Linked DNA regions of Homo sapiens: region 2 is linked to region 1. The links are chromatin contacts, found by Hi-C or POLR2A ChIA-PET in ENCODE. All regions are on one chromosome and are shown on one strand. Each heading gives the region's core, a stretch centred on a gene start or an enhancer-like site at or near the end of the contact. The rest is flanking DNA. Distances are from core to core; before and after follow the strand shown. Region 1 overlaps STK24 (serine/threonine kinase 24). Region 2 has its middle 34 kb from the start of DOCK9-DT.

Region 1 (4,603 bases), core at 1,851-4,350:
TGGACACACTGCCCCGAGTATGGACACGCCCTTCTCATGATGCTGGCAAAGCCTGCACTGGGTCCTGCCACGGACATCATGGTGGGCACAGCCATGGGCTCCGAGACCCTCCATCCAAAATGCCCTTTGGGATATTCCAAGAGTCCCAAATGTCAGCCCTAGAAACACCATTACTTAAACCTATTTTCTGGGACAAAAGGTTCATTCCACGCAGCAGTTTTTCAACAGTGGCACTGTGGACATTCGGGCTGGGTGAGTCCCTGTGTGGAGCCATCCTGTGGACGTGATAAGCATCCCTGGCCTCCACCCACACCCCCAAGTAGTGGCAGCCGAAACATCTGCAGACACTGTCACCTGTGCCTTCAGTGAGGAAAGGTCCATATGGGGCAGTGGCAGGAGGAACAGAGAGGTACACAGTGCCAGATCTAGGTGGCTCGGTTCTCTTCTCTGTTAAGATCACAGAAGCCCTTCAGACTGCACAAGAGTTTCTCCATATGGTGGAGTCTCAACTTTCTTCTGGGCCCTTTCAATTTCATTTGTTATCTAATTCAAATAAACTGCAAATCATCTCTCCATATGTACTAAAATAGTATCTCATTTTCACCATCTCAATGAAAGCGCGGCTGGGACTCTGCCTTTGAAGGAGCAAAGACATGAATGAGAAAGACACTGTGTGCTTTGATGAGAATTTCTGAGGCATAGGAGAGTTCACCCACACCAAGCATATATCTGAACTAAAATGCTTTCAGAAACTAACATAATAACCCATCTGAATTCCTAAGTATGCCTGAAGCCAAGGGCCAATACAAGAGCATGATTTGCTATGAACTAGCTTAAAGAAAGGTGTGAGTAAAGATAAAATTCACAGGTGTCCTAACAGGATACATTCATCATCATGTAGCTAGACTGGTATTTCTTCTCTGCAATGTGAAGTTATCATACAATATGGGCAAGGCTGAGAATCACGGTGTTTTTCTGCAGATAGGCATAGTAAGTAGGCTGATTATTTTCTATTGTCCAAACTAGGGTGCATCTGAAAGTCAATAGGCCAGTTATTAGTTATGCGGGGGAGAAGCATCCAAGACTGCAGATGGACACTGACCTGCACAGCAGCCTCGTTCATGGAGACGCTGGCCACTTCTATCAGTATTTTTTACTCTTTTCCCCAAGGATAAAATGACTGGTTTTTCTGTTTCATCAGAAACTATTTCCCCTTTGGGGACCACAGAAAAAACAATAGAAGTCCCAAGAATATAACTTGGAAAGATGACTGTGAAGTGAGATTATGAACCTGTAACTACCCACAATCAATCCTTTCCCAGAATAACCTGTACTTTCATAGAGTACTTAGTTTTCTAAAACTCACCAAGGGACTTTCCCATATTAGTCTTCTGGTGAATCTGATGGGTCAAACTACTCAGAAAAGTTTTTAGGAACTGATGAAAACTTGTAAGTCAGGGATCTGAATCCGCAATGAGACAACAGGGCATGTTTCTTTAATAATGACACTACAACAAAAACTACTATGGCAAGGAAGAAATTTGAAAAGCACAGCTTTTAAGACCTCGCACCTGATTTGCTTTGGTTAAACTGGCTTGATGTTTGAGAGGAATAAATAATTTATCATAAAAGAAAATGATAAACCTTATTTTTAGCATGCTAACAATCTATTTTAAGACTTGTGAATTTTGAGTCTGTTTGGCGCAGATAACTTAAAATTTTTTTAATAAGGGAAAATCATCATTTACTAAAAATCTACTACATGCCAGCACTTTACATACATGATCTCATCTTTATAGTAATCATGGAAGTATATCTGCGTTTCCTCAAGAAAATCAGCAGCCCAAACAGCGACCAGTTGAGTACCTGTACTAGAATCTGAGACTAAAATCTTGGCTATAACTAAAAGTGAATCTCAATATGGACACTCTGATAGAATAGCAAGCTCCTCAAAACAAACCCCCTGAAAAAAAAAAAAAAAAGATTTGTAAGTGCTGAAGGGAATGCACATTTGCAAATGGTGCACAGAGAAAAAACAGGTCAGCATCCCGTACTACACCATCCTGTTCTCGTTACAATTATATGTCTTCACTGCCTAATTAAAATACAAAACCAAAAAATTCTCTCTCCCCTCCTGCACACTACCCCATATCCCCTACCCAACCCCACACACAGGCAGTTTCATTTTGACTTCGTGGATGGTACCTCAGTGGCAGAAAACTCCAGGGGTATAATGGCTGGGACATGGAGGATTCTGGTTAAGTATCCTAGCTGGTTTAATTTCCCAAAAAGTAAACACTGAAACTACAACGGGTGAAGTTTTTTCCATGGTCTGTGATCATCCTCAAGACCTTTCCAGGCCTCAGATCCATAAATATTGGGGGGGTGGGGGGATTCACTGTTGTATTGTTCCTTCTCCTCCCTAAATTCTAGCCCTTGTTTTCAATCTTTAGGGGAAAAAAAATGCTACAAAGCAATTTTGTGACTTCATCACTGCTACTGTCAAAATTAACACCACTCACCAGATCCTTAGTAACATTCAGAATATTTAGACCACTTCTCTATTGTTTTAAATCCTTTTTTCTAGACTAAAAGAATGAACCAAAACATAATTATGAGACCTGTGAATGCTAGCTACCCCAACAATGAAGAAACCCATTTCTGGTAATCTCTTCTTTGTCCTGGCCTGCTATATAAAAGTCCCTTAACACAGGGTGAAATCCTAAGGCCCTCTCTCCAATCACCCTTAAAGAACTAAGAACAGTAGCTCTGAACGCTACAGGGAGTGTTTTAAAATGACAGTGAAAACCACATAGAGCACTATTTCCAGCTCTGTGCCAAAGACCCATTTGTCTTACAAATCCATTTAATCTGTATCCTCCTTGACATTAGGACCACACTTTCTAAACCTACCAAGATGATGGAAGAATGGCCTCTGACTCAGGAGGGTCCCCTTCTGGGCCAAAGAATTTCATGACACTCCATTACACAAGAATGGGCAGACAGAATTACAGGTCTGGATTCTTCTCCTGCTCAATTATAATAGTTAATTATTGTTTTAGAAGAGCAGTTCATGATGTATGTAGCCAAATAAGACAATTGTCCTTCACATGGCTTTAAAATCCGGGCCAACTTTCCACAATGGCCACGTTCTTCCAGGCATTCTTGTGGCAGATACTCCCTAAAGGACAATCTGCTTAGTAAAATACAGAGAGCGCACTGGATAAAGTATCAACACTTTTCAACCTGCCTGGAGGCCATCAGCACCTGAAGACCACTCCCTGAGCTATTCCACTTCCTACAGAGATGAAGTGACTTTGAAAAGGCCAGCCTACTGTGCACACAGCCTGTGTCCTCTTCCCACGAAGCACACTATTCAATGACATTTCTTAGCCTCTCCTGGGTCAGGTGTGGGTCATGTGGCTGAGTTCTGACCAGGAGAACATGAACAGAAACAATGTGCCCTACGTCCAGGCCTGGGCACATAAAAACTTCCCACACGTGAGCCTCCATTTCTCCCCCAACGCTGACTTATGGCAGCTGAGCACAGCCACTTGTCAAGATGAAGGAACAATAAGATAAAAGGAACTCAGGTTCCTGAATCAGTGTCTGAAGGAAAACAGCCCACGGATCAGGGCAACCAGTGAGGAAGAGATACATTTCTAACATGTATGAGTCGTTACACATTTAAGGAGTTTACTACGGCAGTTGACGTTACAATAACTAAACAAAATACCGGGGCAACCTTAGATCAAGGTTAGGCTGATCTGAAACCTAACGTTCTAGCATTAGCAGCTCAGGCAAGAACAGGACCTGTTTGGATGGAATCTCTAGATACATGCAGATATGTACTGTGGCCGCTATATTTGGCCACAATAAAGCAGCCCATTCCAGCATGCAGTAAAGATCGTGCTAAGGAGCTGAGGTTGAACAAGATGTTTTGAACCACTGATCCTTAATTTCCATAGTTAAATATTAGCTGGTATAAATCACCAAATATTTGTCAGGATCCTCCACACTTCCTTTGCCAAAACCATCATAATAATTCATATTAAAATACAACATCAGCAAACCACACGAAATCCAACTCTGAATTTACTAGAACACTACTGCTGAAGTAATTTCACAGGGAATAGTACGCAGTACAGTGGACAGAATCCAAACTGAGTTTCTTTAGCTGTTTGTTTTCAATCGAAATTTAACATCGAGGCCAGGCACAGTGGCTCATGCCTATAATCCCAGCACTTTGGCAGGCTGAGGCAGGTGGATCACCTGAGGTCAGAAGTTCGAGACCAGCCTGGACAACATGGTGAAACCCCATCTCTACTAAAAATACAAAAATTAGCCGGGCACGGTGGTTGGTGAGCGACTGTAATCCCAGCTACTCAGGAGGCTGAGGCAGGAAAATCGCTTGAACCCGGGAGGCGGAGGGGGCAGTGAACTGAGATCGCCCCACTACACTCCAGTCTGGGTTACACAGCACGACTCCATCTCATTAAAAAAAAGAAATTTAACATCAAGATGCTGGCATTCCCCCACGGAAGTCACATGTGTAGTGCTTTCGTTTTTGCTGTGTCAAGACCCAAACTGGGTGCACCACACA
Region 2 (5,215 bases), core at 232-2,731, 540 kb after region 1:
CTGTAATCCCAGCACTTTGGGAGGCTGAGGTGGGTGGATCACGAGGTCGGAGTTCAAGACCAGCCTGGCCAACGTAGTGAAACCCTGTCTCTACTAAAAATACAAAAAATTAGCCAGACGTGGTGGCGGGCGCCTGTAATCCCAGCTACTCGGGAGGTTGAGGCAGGAGAATAGCTTGAATGCTGGAGGGGGAGGTTGCAGTGAGCTATTGCACCACTCCACTCCAGCCCAGGCGACATGCGAGACTCCGTCTCTAAGTAAATAAATAAAAAATAAACATGTCATAAGCACCCACCATGTTGTAGACACTAATGACAAGTCCCACAAACTCTCTCCATCTATCCCCTAGAGCAGCTGTAGCCCAGCCCACTTTAATGTGTCGTTGCTCTAAAACCAGCCTCCACTTCATATACATGGCCCCCCCAGGTGTTGGTAACCCTTGGATCCAAAGATGTCTGATTCTCAAAATCAAAGATTAAAACTTTTCAGAGACAGCTGCCAGGACGTAAGGCCAAGCACAAGCAGCTCATCCTGCACAGGTGGACGTAAGAAGGATGAAGAACTCAGTGGGAGACTTCCTCTCCATCACCTGCCCACCCAGCTTCCCAGCCCGCCTCTGCGAGGACCCCTCCCCTCTCCATCCAGCAATAAAGGGCTGTGCGAGCCACTGTGTTCTGTGCAACTTCCAGTTCCTCCACTGTCACCTGAAGCAATGGGGGAGGGAAGGGGAGGTAATAGTGGCCTTGAAAGGCTGAAGGGAAGCCTCTGGCATGTTCTTTGCCTAGGAGCCAGCTCAGTGCTTCCTTTGACACTGTGAGCTCTTCAGGCTCCCCCTTTCCCGCCAAAGCTCAGTTCTTGCTCTTTGCTTTACTGATTTCTGCTTGAGCCCACAATGCAGGCACAACACACCTGCAACTTCCTGAAAGTCCCTGAAGCAGACAGAGCCTGAGGAGGCACAACTTCTTCACCGAGGGCTTGGGGCCGAGTCCCAAGGACTTTTCATTCATTCTTCTACCTTCTCTCTTGAACCTCGCAATGGAAACATGAGGTCTGCAGCTTTCATACTAATGAAAATTTCATCCAAACAGGAAAGAAAAATACATCTTTTCAATACCCAGAACTTAAGGTTATCCGAATGCTCTAAAGGTCATTCGCTGATAGTGATACAAACATCCCAGGCAAACCAAGCAAAGCAGGAATGTGAATGATGAACACAACCTGCAGACGACTTGACTCAGCTGTAGAAATGAGACCTTCACCACCACTACACTCATCCTTTTCACCTGCAATTACTTCAAACCCCAGACAAAAGTGGTCCCAATTGCTCAGGATGATCCACAAAGCAAGTACACCCTATCAAAATTCAACCAATAAAAACTACATTTCCAGTTTGCAGCTAAAGAACATGTTCCACTAGTGGCAAAAAAAAAAAAAAAAAAAAAATCAGAACTCACAATCTGCTGAATTTCCTCATAACAAATTTGTTCACAAAAACACCAGAACCACAGGAAACACCACATATGAAAGAGAAATCAGTTGGCTTTTTGAAAATAAAGAAGACATGCAATGAGCAACAGAAGCCAAACTGATATTCAGCCAAGTACCATTCCTGTTTAAAGATTCAAAACATCCTTAATAACCATAAGTCATTAGCTCTCAGCACGACCAATTTTCCCCATGGAAATGCTTGACTATCAGAGCTGGGGGCTTCTAGTGGGGATGATGGGCACAGCTCCACAGCCCCTAGGGAAACATGAAGGCCCTGCAAGGGGCAGTGGATATGCAGCAAAGGTAGGAGTGTGCCCTGTCTAATGTCAGCATCCTGTGCTTCCACAGAGACCCTCACCCCTGGCCCACTACTCACTGCCTGGCCATGGAGTAGGATGGAAGGATCTCCTGGTAAACAAATGCCAGCACACAGCTTACTTCTCCCTGACCTCAGCTCCCCATCTCCCTAGATTCCACAAAATATTCTGCTATCCTAAATGATTTCAAAGTACAGACCACACTCCGTATCCAAGGGTTCCATGGTGTGAGGTGGTATCTCACTGTGGTTTTAATTTGCATTTCCCTGATGATTATTGATGTTGAGCATTTTTCCATATACCTGTTGGCCACTTGTATGTCTTCTTTTGAAAAATGGCTATTGCCCTTTTTTTTGGGGAGGTTTGTGGGGGTAGACACAGGGTCTCACTGTGTCACCCAGGCTGGAGAGCAACGCAGTGGTGCAATCATGGTTCACTGCAGCCTCGAACTCCTGGGCTCAAGTGGTCCTCCTACGTCAGACTCCTAAGTAACTGGGACTATAGACACATGCCACCACACCAGCCTTCTTTTTTTTTTTTTTTAAGTAGAGACCAGGGTCTCACTATGTTGCCCAGGCTCTTTGCCCATTTTTTAACTGAGTTGTTTTCTCACTTTGAGTTGAGTTTTTTATATGTTTTGGATATTAATCCCTTATCAGATGTACAATTTGCAAATATATCCTCCCATTCCATTGGCTGTCTCTCCACTCTATTGATGCTAATGAATTTCTAATGGTAGGTTTTTCAGGCCTCAGTAGGGATTCGCCGTTGGGATGAAGTCTCTCCCATTACTCCTTCAGTCAAACCACTTCCAGTTCCCAATTTCTTGGTTGTCTCCAGGAGCCCAGTTCCTAAACACACCTGAAAATAAAATAGATTACCACTAACATCACTCCTGCGCCCTCTCCCAGCTGCCACTGTGTTCACATCCCTACTGTCCTTTTCTATTGAAATCAGATAAGAATTATGTCCACAGTAACTTAAGCCACAGAGATTTCAAGAGCTTTGTTAAATGACAAAATTTCCTAAGCCTATACAAATTTGCAGGAGAGCAAAGAAGATAAATTTTGTCACTCTTGTTCAGAATTCTAAGCTACTATAAATAATTTCCCATGCAAATCACGTTTTGTGGCAGAAGGAAAAAACCAGCAACCTTAATACATATTTCTAAAATAGCTCATTATGCTTCTAAGAAAAAAACTTAGAATATAAATTTAATTATTCAAATTCAATATAATTTAATTAAATGTAATTGAATTAAATTGCTTTCTAAGGTATTCTTTCTGTAAGCCACTTGAACCAAGAAAGCCACCTGGTTTTATTTAAAGCCAATGGTAAGAACTTTCTGAGACAAGGAGAAACCTCTGTAACTCAGACCCTTGTACAAAAGAATTAAAGAAATTAAAACCGGGAACCAGGTTTCAGTAACTGCAGGAGGGTTCTCCTTCCTGCCAGGGCCTGGAGTGAGGATCAGTTACTGTAACCAAGAAACCTCAGACTGTTACCTGGTCCCCAGCGATAGCACAACATGTGGCCTGGGCCCATCAGATAGCACACACTTGAGGGTTATTACAAGAGGAGCGAAGCACCCCACACCCTCCACCTCCCCTCACTCACCCTCCTACTCCCAAGAAAACACCAGGAGGTTTTGGAAGCAGGGTTAATCTTGCATTGAAAAAAAAACACAAAGCAGATGGGGCTGAGTTAGTCTGACTACCACATCTCAAAGAAGATTATCTGCCTAACACGGTAAGCAAGAAAGGGGAGTCATGAAGAAGTCAAAAGCCAAAACCAGGGGTGAATTTCTGCATAGATCATTTTTCACTGTCTTCCTTTTCCACTGTAAGACACTGCAATTCTTTGCCGCATCTCAAAAGAGGAGACTCTTCTGGTGGCTCACTCTAAAATCTAGTTCATGGGGATTACTCAGGCATATTTATAAACCCAATGGCTGCAAAATTACAAATATTAGTGCTCTCACTTAGAAAAAAAACAGCCTTGGTCTAGAGTAATTAAAACATAAAAACATTACTCTCCATGCTCTGAGACCCTTAATGGGGTAATTTGTGGCCTCGCCAAAAATTTGAAAGGTGGGCTTCCATGGCCCACTATAACCTAGAGCTCTAGACCAACATAGCCTCACCCAGAATCTTTGTACATCCTAACAACCAGACACTGACACTGAGCTCACAACAGCAGAAATAATAGCAATGGTAATAAAGCAGGTTTTACAGAATAGCTGAGAAAGCCACACAAGTCCACATAAAGCAGTTAAGTCCCTAACTGTGATAAATCTAAAAACTTGGTTTGCTGTTAGTTGTTGGTTGGACAGGGTTTGAGGGCAAGCAAGAGGGAAGGCATAAGCCCAGAATCACATCTAAGTTCTTCCATTGCTACTGCCCTGCCTCAAGCATAAAGCACAATAGTCTGATGAAACCTGCTCCTCTTTTTACCTTTGCCATGTTAAGTTCTCTCTCCTAAGCTGGGAGATTCTTAACTACGCCAGTATCACCAGCAAATCAAGCACTATCACAAGCACCATCAGGCTGAAGTTAAGGGATGAGGCTGAACCTTATACCACCTTCCATCTGTGCTTGCCTTTACTACGAGAAAAATTTTAAATGAATATCCCACAGAGAAGACAAAAAAGATGGCACCTCAGTTTTAAAGTGCCTTCTTCACTTACTTTCCTAACTTAGGAGAGGTTTTCAGTCATCCATTTCACAAACCAAAGAGCTAAATCAGTCATGAATTGCTAATAGTAGAAATGAAGCAGGGAAAGAATTGCCTCATCCACTTTTTTTGCACAAAGGTTCTGCTATGAAATTTTCTTGAATGAACATATGAATGAATGGCCCATTACTCTACTACTATGGATTAGCAAAAAATAATAATTTGAAACAACCGGGGTATCTAGTTAAAGGGTACACCAGGACTTCCTTATACTATCCTTGACTTTTCATATAAGTCTGAAATTAAATAAAAGTTCCAAAAAACAGAATGGGAAGAAAATAACTTGCCCTCTGTGTAGGGTAGGGTCCCATTGGAGATTAGCACTAAAGGAACTTTCTACAAACTTTCAAAAACAAAATCTGTGTCCCCATGCGGTAGCAGGAAAAGAGGACTCCCTGTGAGAAATGAGAAAGGAAGAGGCGATTCTGTGTGAACAGGAAGTGGGAACGTCTGCGTTGGCTGGGCAGCCTCCAGTGCGGGGAAGGGGGCATCGCACCTAAGAGAAAGCGAGCCGGTGCTTAACTGTGGAGGGGACCGCAATGGGAGAAATTAGAAGAGAGGAGCAGCCAGGCGCACAGGGTCAGTTGTGCAGGGCAGAGCAGGAAGAGAGGCATATGGAATGTGGATTGGGATTTTAATGGAAAACTATATGCAGTTCTTTGTGGCCTAAGCTGTAT

Evidence for each region. A loop is a pair of places that touch in the nucleus more often than their neighbours do. ChIA-PET counts read pairs that join two places held with the same protein, here RNA polymerase II (POLR2A). Pooled maps may share reads with other maps.
Region 2: a pooled map shows a loop between it and region 1 (2.1-fold over the local background). The contact joins two enhancer-like sites. A Hi-C loop is called at or near these places in 2 of 50 pooled maps. POLR2A ChIA-PET finds 5 or more read pairs at or near these places in 2 of 52 experiments (CD8-positive, alpha-beta memory T cell and activated CD4-positive, alpha-beta T cell).

The regions. Positions count from the first base shown.
Region 1 is chr13:98,513,136-98,517,738 of GRCh38, forward strand. The region is part of intron 2 of STK24 (serine/threonine kinase 24); the gene reads right to left. Among named protein-coding and RNA genes, the nearest start is that of STK24, 62 kb to the right of the region's middle. RefSeq lists an enhancer at 4,415-4,474. Within about 2 kb of position 3,101, at least 5 of the 41 ENCODE cell types and tissues checked have a DNase peak (open chromatin) inside an H3K27ac peak, as active enhancers do.
Region 2 is chr13:99,050,435-99,055,649 of GRCh38, forward strand. It overlaps a transcript of DOCK9 not described here. Among named protein-coding and RNA genes, the nearest start is that of DOCK9-DT, 34 kb to the right of the region's middle. Within about 2 kb of position 1,482, at least 3 of the 41 ENCODE cell types and tissues checked have a DNase peak (open chromatin) inside an H3K27ac peak, as active enhancers do.